Regions from separate parts of the Homo sapiens genome. Here region 1 is linked to region 2. Evidence: chromatin loops called from intact Hi-C (ENCODE). Cell type or tissue: PC-3. All regions are shown on one strand.

Region 1 (8,000 bases), 100 kb before region 2:
TAAAGCTGGGATTGTAGCCCAGGCTATCTGGCTCTAGAGACACAGACTCTCTATGCTATCCTGCCTCTGGATCTTGCACCAATCAGAGCCTTTTGGATCACGAAAGTCTCTCTTGAGTTGGAAATCAGGGCTAGCCCTGACAGAGCCTTTTAAGCAGGGGCTGATTTCCCAAGGTAATTTCAGGTTCTATATAGAACCTTAATTCACTTTTAAAAATCACTGGGGCCTTAGACAACAAGCTATGCAGGGCGTCACACCACGGCAAATATAGGGCACACAGACTATGAGACCTTCTATGGAAAAAGGAAGGCAGACAAGTTTGGCTTTTGTCTTTTCATTGCTTGGAAGGAAAGAGGGCTTAGTGGTCTATTAACAGTGAATTGATCACCTTTCTGGTTTGATGGAGATATAACTCTACTTTGATGAATTTATTAAGGTTATAAAAAGATGTGGTAGGCCAGGCACAGTGGCTCACACCTGTAATCTCAGTGACTTGGGAGGCTATGGTGGGACAATGGTTGAGGCCAGGAGTTTAAGACCAGCCTGGGCAACATAGCAAGACTGCATCTCTACAAAAAATAAAAATATATTAACTGGGCATGGTGGCCCACACCTGTATTCCTAGCTACTCCAGAGGCTGGAGTGGGAGGATCACTTGAGCTCAGGAGTTTGAGGTTACAGTGAGCTATGATTGTACAACTGCACTCCAGCCTAGGCAACAGAGTGAGACCATCTCTAAAAATAAATAAAAATAAAAAAGATATGCAATTATCTGGCTAAAGAAACTATGGAACAATTAGATTCATAGCCTAACTTAGTAATCAATTAATTCTCATATAAGACTACAGTACTCTCTGTTTTGGAAATCCTCTCAGCTACACTGTAGTATGCAGTGCAATTACCTGTTTCACTTTGATGACTAGTATTTGCTTGCACTCTAGCACGTAGAGAAGACTTCATTTATCAGCCAGTAACTTGTGGAAACGGACCTGCTATAGTGGTCCCAGTGCACCTACCTGGAATGGGCGCCAGTAACTGAAACTTGGACAATCTGATTACAGAAACTACCTAGATATTCAAAGGTAAAAGATGTTTGGTTACCTACCATATCTCAGAACCACTGTCAGTGTTTCCCAAACTTTAACATACATGCAAATCACTTAGAGGTTTTGTTAAATACATACGGTAGGTAACCAAAATACATATGGTGACTATATTTCTATGTACCAGTGTTTCTTTTTTCTAGTTTCCAACCAGACATTTCCATATAGGAATCATCTAAAACTCTTCACTTCCATCCTTTTAAAATAATTTTCCCTTATTTGACTCCCAGGTCTTAAATCTGCTGATACAAAAGCAGATTGGGGGTGGGGGAGAGCTGAAATAAACAAGTGAGATGTGTATTTTACTTAGAAGTCTACAATTTGCATTTCTTTCTTTTTCCAAAATACAGACAACTGTGAAGAGATAAGCAAATAAATCCCTGAGGGAGTATGAATACAAGCAATGAAAAAGAAGGCTGGGATCAGGTGTCTGTGAAGCAAATTACACCTGAACTCCATAAACTTGCCATCTGTCCAAATTGAACAACTTGTCCGGAACTACTGAGAAAATTTCTGAAGCACAGGTTGATTGATAATAAATCACAAATGTAACTCAGACTTTGCTTGTCTTAAGGTAACTAAATTTACCCTTCAAAATCTGCCAGACTCTGCAAACAGATGCCTGCCCCAGAGCAATGCATGACTCTAGTTGGTTAGGAAGTTTTGTTGATCTTCTAGATAATGTTTTATTTTGATGTAATTGAAGAGCATCCTGATATATTCATCTAGAAAAGAGGAATCAGTTCAATCTATGGAAACAGTAATGGAAATGTAATAAAAGAGTAGTGGGTTTTGCTTTAGTGTGTATCACCCTAAATGAAAGTCTTTACTTAGGTAGAATTGAGTATTAACCTAAATTCAGTCTAAATATAATGAAATGAAAATAAATATAATGAAAAACATTGGGCTGCTTGAAGTAATAGTACTTAAGGAACAATATTATATAGCAATTTTTTATGAATGACCTACCTTATCTCAAAACCTCTATCAGTGTTTCCCAAACTTTAACATATATGTAAATCACTTAGGGGTTTTGTTAAAATGCTGATTCCGAGCATTTGGGGGGAAACAGTAGATACAGTGGAAGCATAGTTTTTAGATCTTTCTTGAATCCACATATGAAAACAGAGCAGCTACAGAACAAAACTCAAAACTCATGAATAATATTTATTATAATTTAATAATAATTTATTATAAAGCCAAGTTATAAGGTGTCCCCTTGAACCTTGCTGTGCAAGTGAAGGAACACAAACCACACAGCTACTTGACTGGCATAGTATCAGCATCTGTGTGAGAAGAAGCAGAGGGAAGCAATGGAGTGATCAAGGGACATGAGAACAGAAGAACCTCAAACTATCTAAAGTGGACCAATCTAAGCATAGCAATTAAACCCAGCAGGGGTTCTGCCCAATCCAAAAGCAGGGTGAATGCAAGAAATCCCAAGATAAGGCTTAAAGCAGCTGGAGCAAAATAGTTCAGGGCTGTCCAAAAGAATTTATTGAACTCATAGAAATGTTCTTATTTCTACAAACAATAGCCACCAGCCACATTTGGCTTTTGAGCACTGAAAATGTGGCTAGTGTGACTGATGAGCTGAATTTTTTAAAGAATATTTAAAAAGAAAAGTGAACTCATTTCTCTTATCATATTCTAATATACTGTCACATTTTAGGGAATACGACCCATAAAATTATTGACAAAACAAGGTTTGGGTGAATTTTCTCCTGTTCATACCAGCTCTTTCTAATTACTTTCCTCCACAACTGAGCTTTACAATGTTTCAAGGAAGATTATCAAAGCTCTCTCCTCTGTAGTGGTCCCATGTCCTCCATACCATAAGAATGTGGCTAATGGAGGAAAAAGATCAAAACCAGTGAGTGAGGAGAACAAGGAGACCACAGGGTGGCAGAAGAGAAAAACTGGCTAAAAGTCAAAGCTTCTTTGCATCTTTAGCTATTCTTAAGGTCACAGTTATAGATTTTATGCAAACCATACAGCTTAGGAAAGGATGTTTGGAGTTGGGGTAGGGAGGTAGGTTGGCAATGGAAACAATGATCAAAGCATCCTTACATAACCAACTGTTATTTACTCAGCCACTCTATTAAGACCGAATATGGCAACAGCCGACACTGCTTATGGGGCATGAACTGCTTCACATTTTGACTGAATGGCTGTGTTCCAACTGCTTTAATAATTTTATATGATCTCCAGAGGCTCTTTTATGATGGACAGAACATCAAAAGTAGTAGAATGTGCCAGGTTAATAGAAGACCTACCTATCTCCCTCCTTTAGTCTCCACCAATCTTCTCCCTACTGTCAGTTTTCTATAGCCCAGCTGGCATCATAATAAGACTGACTCCCCTGGTAGATTGATTGCTCTTTGCGAATATTCTTTTTCCCTTCCCCCACAGGGGGAATTGGCATAGGACTTGCTTCAGCCAGTGGAATATGGGTGGATATGAAGTGTGTCACAACTAACTGAGTGGAGGATCTAAAGGCAGACACATGCTCTTTCTCTCTAGCACTGTATTGTCCATGTTTTTCAGAGCATAACCTGTGTCCTGGAACTGGGAAAACTATGGATCAGAGCAGGACTGCAACTGGAGCAGAAACTCAGTTAATCTGTAGTCCTCAGGTAAGGCAAAGAATCAATATATGAAGTACCTGAGATTTTTTGGAGTTCTTTGTTACCGCAGCAAAGCTGACTGATACATCATTCCTCTGCTTAACAGCCTTTAGCAGATTCTCATACTCCAGAAGATGAAAGTACAAGCTTCTTTTCATAATTACATGGGTCATTCACCATCTGACCCCTGCCCGCCCTTCAGTCAAATGTACCAACACTCCCCTCCTTGCCACATACACACTTTGTCCTACAGCTAATCAGAAGAACCTGAGCTTTCTCATGCTTCCATGTCCTTTCATACCATTTCTCAGAGTCTTTCAGTAGTCAGAGAAGGTCCAAGTCATTTGTAACTATTTTTAAATTCCCAGTATATATTTTAAATGAACAAATAAATACCCCAATAAAAGTTTCAAAATTGGTGATATATCTGAAATTTTGGCATTAAATAAACACCTTTAACATATACCACCTCATTTGGAAATAATTTTAAACACATACATTTGAGGCCCTTCATGAATGAGAAGGCCCTGGCCAAATGGTTCTTCTGGCCAGCCACTTTCTTTCCCTGCACAGTTCCCTCCCTCTTCTCCCAGTGGGCACCCCTCACTTTTGGTCATTGACATTGGGTCTTTTTACCTGAAATACATTTGCCAAACTCTTCTCCATTTTTCCCCATCCTGAGCAGGAATCATGCACTCTCTAAGACTGTAGCTGATGCTCTCTACCCCTATCCCCAGCTGTCAATCACTCTCTGCTTTATACATCAGAATATGTATTGCACTATAACAGTATACAGCAGTTTGTTTATATGTTTATCATTCCTTTGAGGACAGAAACCTTCATGTCTTCACGTCTCTTCCCTTCTGCAAATACCACCCTAGGGGCAAGAAGGAGTAAGGCTAAAGGTATGAGCTATTCTGGTACACTGCCTTTCTGAGGTAGGAGGAGAAGCCCTAATTTACAAATTTCCATGGTATAAATACCATGGTTGTTTTCAAGTTACTAATGTGACATCAGTGAACATTGACTTGAGAAGAAATGTGGATAATTGGGTCTTATGAGCTGGTATGAGCTCCAGCATACCACTGAATCATGGGAATGATAGAAAGATAAGGCTGGAGTCAGATGGTCCAGTGCTAGGGGTGACGTTGAGGTGGGGGTTGGGAGAAAGAAGGCAAAGTCAGGAGGAATGAAAGAAGAGTTCTGAGGCACATGGAAAAGTTGCTGGTCTGGAAGTTCTCAGCTGTGGTCCAGGTTCTTGGGTTCTACCCATCAAACAGACCAGCAAGTAGAGTGCCAGATTGCTTTTCTGGCACAAGCCACTTCTCTTAAGCAATTTATTGAGCCTTTTGACATAAAGAAAACAAACACTGCCAGATTGTCATACGGAGGCCTAGATTAGAGGCTACTTCTCAACTCCTGCTTGCCGTTCTCCTGATGAAGTCCTGCTCCAGTCACCACTGCTGCATAAAAAACCACCCCAAACCTTAGTACCTTAAAACAACAATAATCAGTCATTTTGATCATGAATCTTTTTGGTCAGAGATTGACAGGGAAGCCTTGAACCTGCTCCCCACAGCATCTGCTGGTGATGCTCAACTGAGGCTTAAGGATCCACTTCCAAAATGGCTCACGCACATCACTGGCCAACTGATGCTGGCTATCAGCTGGAAGCTCAATGGGAGTAAAGACCAAAGGCCTTGGTTCCTCTCAATGTGGCCCTCTCCATGTTGGTCTCTCAATGTGCCACTCAGGCTTCCTCACAACAGGGTAGTTGGGTTCCAAGAACAAGAATTTCAAGAGAACCAAGCAAAATCTATATTGCTTTTATTACCTAGATTCAGAAGTCACATAGCATCAATTTTGCCATAATCACAGGCTTACCCAAATTAAAGGTGAGGGAACACAGACCCCACCTCTCAGTAAGAGTGTGTCAACATCACATTATAAAAAGAACATGTGAGAAAAGAACATGTGAGAAGTGATATGTTATGATGGCCATTTTTGGAAAATACAATCTGCCACATGCCCCTATGGATCATGGGACATTTTACCTTATGCTCCTATCCAAAGGGGTCTCCTTCATCAGAAACCCAGGCCCTGCCCAGGCTCTCATGGCCACACTCTTTCCTCGCCCCTGATGCTCCTCGCTACAAAGTGCCCAATCCTGGAATTTGAAAGATTCAATCCCAATTTGACTTCCTATAGAAAGACTAGTCTCAACTAGGGATTCCAAGACTTAAAACAAATTTAAAAAGCAATGTAAACAATGAAGTGTGGTGATAAGATTTAATACTTGCCAAATAAATTTGCGTGTTTGAAATAAGAACTTGTTAACACAACTAAATTTTTCTTTAGTAAGAGGAATGAAAGAAAATCCTGAACTAACCCTCCCTTCTCCTGCTCTCCCACAGAATTAACAAAACAGGAGTATATGAATTTGCCACATCATTTATTAATGAGTTAAATCTGTTTGGTCTTCTATAACCTTCTTATACTTATATATTAATATCTTTTTCTAGATTCAGGAAGTTCTCTGTTACTATTCCTTTTAATAAACTTCTTACTCCTATTTGTTTCTCCACTTCCTCTTTAAGGCCAATAACTCTTAGACTTGCCTTTTGAGGCTACTTTCCAGATCTTGGAGGTGTGCTCCATTCTTTTTTTTTTTTTTTTCTTTTTTCTCTTATCTCCTCTGACTGTGTATTTTCCAATATCCTGTCTTCGAGCTTACTAATTCTTTCTTCTACTTGATCAATTCTGCTATTAAGAGACTCTGATGCATTCTCCAGTCAATTGGATTTCTCAAGTCCAGAACTTCTGCTTGATTCTTTTTAATTATTTCACTCTCTTTGTTAAATTTATCTGATATAAATCTGAATTCCTTCTCTGTGTTATCTTGAATTTTGTTGAGTTTCTTCAAAACAGCTATTATGAATTCTCTGTCTGAAAGGTTGCATTTCTCTGTTTCTCCAGGATTGGTCCCTAGTGCCTTATTTAGTTTGTTAGGTAAAGTCATGTTTTCCTGGTTGGTCTTGACACTTGTGAATGTTCATCAGTGCCTGGGCATTGAAGAGTTAGGTATTTATTGTAGTATTCACCATCTGGGCTTGTTTGTACCCATCCTCCTTGGGAAGGCTTTCCAGGTATTTGAAAATACTTGGGTGTTGTGATCTAAGCTACATCTGCATTGGGGCCACCCCAAGCCCAGTAACACTGTAGTTCTTACAGACTTGTAGAGGTACCACCTTGGTGGTCTTAGATAACATGCAGAATAATTCTTTGGATTACAAGGCAAAGACTCTTGTTCTCTTCCCTTACTTTCTCCCAAACAAATGGGGTCTCTGTATTAAGTTGCCTGGAACTGGGGGTGGGGTGACACAAGCACTCCTTTGGTCACCACTACTGGGACTGTAGTGGCACCAGGTCTCGTCCAAGGCCCCCATAACTACTTCCTATTACCTATGTTCACTCAAGGCCCTGGAGCTCTACAAGCAGCAGATGATGAAGCCAGCCAGGTTTGTGTCCTTCCCTTGAGAGGTGTGAGTTTCCTAGGTCCTGGGCAGGTCCAGAGATGCTCTCCCAGAGCCAGGGACTAGAGTTAAAAACCTTAGAAATCTGCATGGTGTTATATTCTACTGTGGCTGTGCTGGCACTCAAGTCACATGACACAGTCCTTCCCACTCTTTCCTCCCCTTCCTATGTGCAGAGGAGCTTCACCCCATGGCCACCACCACTACAGGCCTACAGGGAACATTCCCAGGCTACCACTGATGCTCAATTAAGGCCTAAGGACTCTTCCTTCAGCTTGTGGTGAATACCACCAGGCCTGGAACTCACCCCTCAGGGCAGTGGGTTCCCCTCTGGCCCAGGGAAGGTCCAGCAATGCTATCCAAGAGCTAAGACATGAAATCAGGGACTCCAAGATCTCACTTGGTCCTCTACACCACTGTGGCTGAGCTGGTACCTGGTTTTTGGTTCTTATGAAGGTGGTTCCTTTGTGTAGACAGTTGTAAAACTTGGTCTTCCTCAAAGGATAAATGCTGGAGGAGAAGGATACCACATTTTCCATGATGTGATTATTATGAATTGCATGCCTATATCAAAATATTTCATGTACCCCATAAATATATACATCTACTGTGTACCCACAAGAATTAAAAATTTAAATTTTTTTAAAACCTGGTGTTCCTGGGGAGGGGCATGATCAGTGGGGCCCTTATTCAGCCATCTTGCACTGCCCCTCCTCCATCAATATCAATTTAACAAG
Region 2 (8,000 bases):
AGAAACTACTCATTAGAGCTCAATAATCTTTGCACCAAAATGTCTTTGAAATAGCAATATAAATTAAAAGCAGCTGATCACCAAATAGCAAATCCAATATTGCAAAAAGTGGATTGGCCGATATTATCCCCAAACTCACAGTGTATGCATTTGTATGAGGCTTATGAGATGAAAGACATAAGCAAAGAAAGAAGAGAGGAAATGAAGGGCTGTGGGGCCACAAATCTTCCTTGAATCTCCCCTGAAGGAAAGCAGCCATAGCTAAGTGATTAGGTTTTAAAGGGTTTCTCAAAATTCAAACTAATAGGGAAGTGGAAACATCAACCAAACTTTAATTAAAATGCTAAGTGACTGCTGCATGTGGGAGAGACTGAGAAAATTGACACCCAAACACATTCTAATCAGAAATTCAATGTTCCAAATTTTCCACTCTTAGAAAGTTGGAAACCTAGTATGTAGGACAATATTATCAACTACATTTTGATCTTCCTTCTTCACTTGCCCAATAAAGGTACCAAAAACAAAGCCTATGATTTTTCTCTGAGCTAAAAACAATAAAATTGGCTGGTATGAACCCAAGATTAAAAAGCAGCACTCAGCTGAAAGTATCAAGTTTCATAATGATTATCATTAGTAACTGCAAATTCAGCCAGTTTAACAATCTTAAGGGTTTTCATATATCATGGTACAGGGTTTTTGCTTTTTCTAAACACAATTGTTAAGGTACAATTGACATAATACACTGCACATATTTTAAGTGTATAATTTGCCAAATTTTGATATATGTATATACCCATGAAACATGACACCATCTCTACAATCATGATAATGAGCATATCCATCACCCCCACACATTTCATCAGGCTTAGTGTTTGCTTTCTTAATAACTAAAACTTTGGGTGTTTTTTTTTTCATATAACTACCCAAATAAATACAGCACTACTGTACTAATAAGTATGTTCTATAGCATGTCAAAGGTTCATAATTATTCATTCGTGAGTAGCAGGGACTAGGGCTTATAAGAGTATCTGAGAAATAAAAAGTGTTCTCGTTAAACTACGGAATGGAAATTCAATTTCACAGTATTTTAAAGCAATAAAGGTCACACAATATTAACTGCTTATTTTTGATACTACATAACATTATTTATACAATGCACAATTAGTGGAAGTAAACTACTTTTAGAACTCTGGTGCCAACAATGTTTATTTCCCACATAGATGTACAAATTACTCTTAATTAAATTTACAAATTACTCTTTCCAAAAACCAAGCTTAGGAATAACTGACCAAGAAACTATTACTAACATAAGGGTTGCTTGTCTCTCATGTTGACTTGTAAGTCATGCACATCACTCAAAGTGCACTATTTAAACATGGATGTTATGGCAACTAAGCTTTTTTCCCCAGGAAAATCAGTTGAAGAGTAATAAATTGATCCAGAAACTAATTTTAACTTGAGAATTTTCCCCCTTCTCATTTCTTTTAAATTTAAGTCATATACATATCTCATTTCAAGTTACTTAAGGGTGGATGATATCACAACTAAAATTTTCAGTTCAAAATAGGTATAAAGTTGGGTGCTGGCCAAAATTGCCTATATTACTCTTGAGAGACATTCATGCGTCAAAAAGGAACCAGATCGGTTTAGAAGGAAAGGACTGAGTAAAACAGATGCCTCCCTCAACTGATCCAGTTAAAGTAAGCAATGGTAAAAGGGAACTGCCTGCTGTCTGCCAGGAAGAGAGCTGGGCTGCCGGATGCACCAAAAGTTGTTGGAGGAAATATTCTCCCCAAAAGGCTGCTTGTGTAGAAACAACAGCAAGAAGGGCTAGTTACAGATTATACTTGAGGGTGTTGTGCTTGTTTTGGGGTCAGGAAATTAAAGTTAGCTGACTGAATATTCTAATATTCATCAACCATTAAGAATTCTGGATTTGGTTATTGAGGTTCCTCTGGACTCTATTAAAAATCAGCTCACTTTTTATTATAAAACATCTCGATGAAAAAAGCCCTTTTAGGGGAAGGAAAAAAAACCTACAAGGTAGACTACACCCATCAAATTTTGCTCTTGCATTTTTTGCACTCATCCTAAAATACTTTATTTATTGAATAAATGAGATACAATAACTTAATAGGCTTAACACAAAAATCTTGCACTTTAAAAATTTTAGGAAGTCAACAATGACAATGTAAAGGGATCAGCATATCCAATTACATTTATTATTACTATTATTTACTAGAATAGCTTAGATATTCCCCTATCTCATACATTTAAATGAAGAATGCTATTCCATATTTCATGGGATGTCATTCAGTGTTAGCCAAACCATTAGCTTCCCTACTCACAAATCCACCAGAACAACACATTGAAAGAACAGAGTGGAATGATAAATTTAAATAAGTCTGAAAATCTAACAAGTATACTATTGTAATTTGAATATACTTTTACTGCTGACACTAATACGGCTGTAATATTTTAAATACATCACTTTTGTTTTCTTTCAAACAACAGTAATGTAAGAAAAAAGAATTATTTTTAAGAAGAATTTTTGAGTATTGTTGCCTTCTTCCTAACTGTTGTCTTCTTCCTAAATGTTTCTTGGCAATTCAGTCTTAAAAGGAGGCTTTTTTGGCCCCCTGCCTAAGCCAAAAAGAAACTGAGGGTTTCCCTGCAGCCTACTCATTCTAATATTTTATTAGTCATTTCTGATCTGTAAATATTAAAAACCAGATAGAAAGCACACGGATTCTTTTATGCTAACACATGCAGCAAAGCGGCCTTAGGAAAGTCATTTATCTCAGAATATTGACTTCATTACCATGATTGAAACTAATCAAAGTAACTATGTGCCCTTGCATTTTCTTCTCTCCTTATCCATTCCATCTCCCAAACTTTAAATATAAGATGGCCAGAAGCTCAGAGGCTTGACCTTATTGTGTGCAGAGAACTGACAAAGCCCAAAGTGAAGTCCAAGTTCAAATGTACTCTTTCTATATTTACCTAGAGGAACCTAAGCACAAGATTCCGAGAATCTGAACTGTTTTTAATATTAATTTTAGTATTAAAATTTTTAATATTTTAATATGCTTTCATGTTATACTTTCTCTTAAAAGATAAGCAGGAAGATTTTTTTTTTAACTGTGAGAAACTGAAAGAAACTGTGTTTTGAGGTCTGGCAAGGCAAAATAGAAAGAAATCATTAGTTTCTTCCAAATTGTTTTCATAACTCTCCACGGCGTAAACCACTGAATCCTATTAAATTAACTCGTCCCACTCAATAAACCCACTATCCCATCACAGATAACCACTGGAGAGAACTCCTAGACATAATATAGAAATAGTAGCTTTAATAAGAATACATAGATTGAGTTCAAAGTTGGACTCATTAAATCTATTGATGTTTTGTTTAAAATGACTCAAAATTGAAAGTAAAGATATGTTAAAATGATTAAATAAATCAGACAGAAATATCCATAAATAGGTATTAGTAGGTACAATATATAAATATTAGCTTTGCTAAAGGTGATCAGCTATTAAATGGCAGAAATTACAGTCACAATCTGAATTATTGAAAGTGTATTTTTAATATTACAAAAACCCACACATTTTAGTAAGAATTATTATTCCTGCTGGGCATGGTGGCTCACGCCTGTAATCCCAGCACTTTGGGAGACCAAGGCAGGTGGACCACGAGGTTAAGAGTTTGAGACTAGCCTGGCCAAGATGGTGAAACCTTGTCTCTACTAAATATACAAAAATTAGCTGGGCGTGGTGGTGGGTGCCTGTAATCCCAGCTATGCAGGAGGCTGAGGTAGGAGAATTGCTTGAAACTGGGAGATGGAGGCTGCAGTGAGCTGAGATCACACCACTGCACTCCAGCCTGGCAACAGAGCAAGACTCCGTCTCAAAAAAAAAAAAAATGGATGAAGTTCTTTTTATCTAATTACTACAGTGCAAATGTAGCTGTAACTCACAAAAAATGCTTCCATTGAATGACACAGAATGCCTGTCATTTCTCAGTGACCGAAGCTTGCATTCCTTAGTTTTTCAGTTATGCTACTGACAGGAAGAAAATGCTGAACCAGTCATCACATCAAATCGCTGAGGACGCTAAAAGGCACAATAGTCTTCTACTTCAAAGAAGGCACTAGAATCTAGATATCCAACAAGTGGCCGTTAAATGACAAGAAAGCCATAGACTATTATGCAGGTGTTAAAAATGATGCTTTTAAAGAGTATTTACTAACATGGGAAAATGCTTATATTTTCCTGCTTTAAAAAAGCATGTGAGATTGTATATACACTGAACTCTATTCCATTTTAGTGCCATTCACACTGAATGCAACTCTTCTCCCATCCCTTTGCCTAGTACAAGGATCCTCAAAATGCAGTCCTCTAAGATGTAGTAACAGCTGTTAGAAATGCAAATTGTCAGGCCCCTCCTACCAGACCTGCTAAATCAGAAACCTCTGGGGTAGGGGGGAGCCAAGCAATCTGTTTTAATAAGCTCTCCAGACAACTCTGATGCTCAACAAATTGTGAAAACCACTGGCTACTTCTTAATAATTCTTCAGATTTCAGCTCACAGTTCTCAGGGAAGCCTTGCCTCACCCAACCTTCCATCCTGCAAGCAAAGATGAGTTTATTGTACCTCACAAGAACCAAGATTTTTCTTTCACAAGTTATTGCAGCTAAAATTATTTATGATTATGTAAGTAGAGTTTTTATCTCCAGTTGAGATATTTCAAGTCTAGTGACACATATGAATCACCTGGAAGTTCTCAAAAATCCTTGGCCATACCCCAGACCAAACAGAATTCACTGGAGTATGACTCAAGCATCTGTACTTTCTAAATATTGTGATTCCACTGTTTGGCCAAGGTTAAGAATCACTGTACCAGACTCAAGCTCCAGATGACCAGTAAACGGTGACCAGTATTTGTTGAATGAATATGTGGGTTTTTTCACTTTATTTTATAGGTTTTGTTTTGTTTCAGTCTTGCACATGATACAAAATTCCAAATGCACAGAAAGGGTTCAGTGAAAAGTGAAGTCTCCTTCTCTTCCTATCTCCTCTCAGAGGCAATGACTAGGACCAATGCCATGTTTCGTTAAAAGACTGAATATTTGTCAGTGCATACAGAAAAGACCACAGGTTGGATGGCAGGATTATAGATTATTTTACTGCTTCTTTATGCACATCTGAACTTTTTATAAAGTGTATACACATTACTTTCAATATTGGGAAAGGAGGTACCCTATGAATATTTGTATGGGGGTGCATCCAGAGCTATTTAGTAGATAAACACTGGGTCTTAGGGCTCCCACAACAATAGCCACTTAGAATGTACATACAGCTGTTCCATTTTGTCAAGTTCTTAGAAGAGACCTTTTACCTGGTTTAAGCGAGTAATTGCCCAATTATTCCACCTGCTTATTTTGGTTATATTTTCACTTCTCATTAGATATACAGCTTCTCCAGAACTTCTACCAGAAAATGGTGGGAGGGTGCACAAAGGAGGAGGTACTGTTCATCCTAGGAACCAGATTAAGAAGTGGAATCATGGTTTATAGATCTATCTTGTCTTGATTTAGTTAATATAAGCTCCTCTCCAAGACTGACCATCTCTGGGTGTATGAATATGAAAAGCTGAGGCCTGGACCCCAGGGTGGTGGCTGAACCCCTGAGCCCTTTTGACTCCATGCCAGTTAGTGAGTCTGTCTCAATACAGTACTTTGGAACAGGGCTGGACGTCTGAGATTTCTATAAGTAGAAACTGGAGTATGGAGAGCTTTACAACAATGGACCCAGACTTTTTTGGCTTTTGGGGTTTTTTAATTATCTTTTTCTTACTTTCTACCTCCCTTACTCTTATGGTCTAAGACCACTCCCCTCTGTTGTCAGTATGACTCATTCTAGCATCAACTCTTGGCCCCCTATCTTCCATTTTGTTTCCATAACTGGGTAGAAAATCAGCTTGCTAGGACTTTTAAAAATCTACTCTAATGTAGACCCAAGAGCTCTCTGAGGAGGCAAGAGCCTGGACTTGAGGGCCATTTCTTTAAGGACTTGTAGGCCTTTTACTATTTAACTCCTGATCCTTATCTCAGGCAGACATATGAGATAGAGGGGGAAAAAATGCCTTCTGTAGAGATAAAGCATTTCCTTGTTACCATTTTTCCCATATTTAGACAAAGACCAAGGTGTACGATCACAGTTAAGGGGTAAAATATTTGGATACGCACTTGGATAGGACCAAGGGGAAAATACACATAAGTTAGATAGTACACAGAAACAAGTAAGATAATATTGAGTTGGAAAGGGAGTAGCCACTCCAACATCTCCGAGTGCAACCTGCCACACAGATACTTAAGCATTGTCTTGTACTGTATACTAGTTGTTTTATGTGTGTTGATATAGTCTTCCGGACTGGAAGCACCTGAAGGCTAGGCCTTATCTCCTACTGCTTCAGTTTCCTCTCTCGTGCTGAGTCCAAAGCAAAGGTCTAATATTTAAATTGTGGCCGGGCGCGGTGGCTCACGCCTGTAATCCCAGCACTTTGGGAGGCCCAGGCAAGTGGATCACAAGGTCAGGAGATCGAGACCACGGTGAAACCCCATCTCTACTAAAAATACAAAAAATTAGCCGGGTGTGGTGGCGGGCGCCTGTAGTCCCAGCTACTCGGGAGGCTGAGGCAGGAGAATGGCGTGAAGCCGGGAGGCGGAGCTTGCAGTGAGCCAAGATCGCGCCACTGCACTCCAGCCTGGGTGACAAATCGAGACTCCGACTCAAAAAAAAAAAATTTAAATTGTATTAAATACTTCATAGTTGACAGACTAAAACAGACAACAGCATAAAATCAACTCTGCATAGTAAGATCACTATATCTTAAATGTGATAAATTTTTTAAAAATCATTATAACCAACATTCTATGCTGATAAGATGAATGTTGAAATTCACTGTAGCTGTGGCCATGATTAATTACAAGTTTAATCATGTATTTTAGGGTAAACCTATTTCCTTAATATCTCTTTTCTATTAAATTACATGCACTATGCTAATGTTAAGGGCCAAAGTAATTTCTGGGCTGATCAAATCTTTTGGGTTTGATTTTTTGAAAAGATACTTTGACAATTTAACAATACTATAAAATAAAATGAATAAGAACTAGCACAATCTTTTTAGGACTATGACAACATAATTAGACTAGAGTGTCTATAATTATGAAAGAAAATATTCTCAAATATTGTTTTATGAATTTCATGATGCATAATAAAGGAAAAACCTCTATCTCATTCACCATACATTTTAACAGTTTAATTTTATTCTACTGTGATAATGAAAAAAGGGATGCCCAATATTTATGCCAGGAAGAAAACTCTCCAAACATGCATCAAGCAAGTGTAATGTCTGTACTGTAGGTTTTATTTTAATCTCACAGCTAATTCAGAAAGTGAATAAAAATGTAAAGGAATATGGTATTTACATTGTAATTAAAGGTCACCCTGTATGCAAAATGTCAATGGTAAAGTGATGCCCCCAAGTGGCATAATGATAAATTGCAATACTTTGACGGAAAAGTTAAGTACTATGTACATACAGCTGTTCCATTTTGTCAAGTTCTTTGATTAAATATAGAAATGTATATAATGAATCTGTATTTCATAGAAACTAGTCATAAGTCCTACAAACTTATTGTCATTCCTTTAACACTGATACCAAGGGATAGTCTGATACCTTCCTTATGAGCTCAAAAAGTTAAGGGTGTATCTGCAAAACAAAAAGGGAAGTCATATCTATTCTGATGTGTTGAAGGAATAGCATTCATACCATTATAGAAGTCTGTATAAAGTATTCATCTTCTAGCCACCTCTAACATTAACCAATTCCTTATGTTTGTGGTCTAGTATGTAAAGCATAATTTAAAACCTTATCTAGTCAAATTGCTTGGACAATGAGTAGTGCTAATAATGTGCTTTGCTCACAAACTAATGG

What was found. Peaks named below come from ENCODE experiments on the same cell type or tissue, not always from the same donor. Only the 100,000 strongest peaks of a DNase experiment are listed, where the experiment ranks them.
Region 1: it touches region 2 in a loop (8-fold over the local background); 10 of 110 quality-filtered maps call a loop at or near these places.

Annotation. Positions count from the first base shown.
Region 1 is chr3:131,137,760-131,145,759 of GRCh38, reverse strand. All of the region lies in intron 7 of NEK11 (NIMA related kinase 11), which reads right to left. Among named protein-coding and RNA genes, the nearest start is that of NEK11, 110 kb to the right of the region's middle. In PC-3, a CTCF peak has its summit at 3,002 (motif pointing right); no DNase peak of the experiment used is centred here.
Region 2 is chr3:131,033,212-131,041,211 of GRCh38, reverse strand. All of the region lies in intron 3 of NEK11 (NIMA related kinase 11), which reads right to left. Among named protein-coding and RNA genes, the nearest start is that of NEK11, 10 kb to the right of the region's middle. In PC-3, a CTCF peak has its summit at 7,537 (motif pointing left); a DNase peak (open chromatin) is centred at 4,831; H3K27ac peaks cover 957 bases.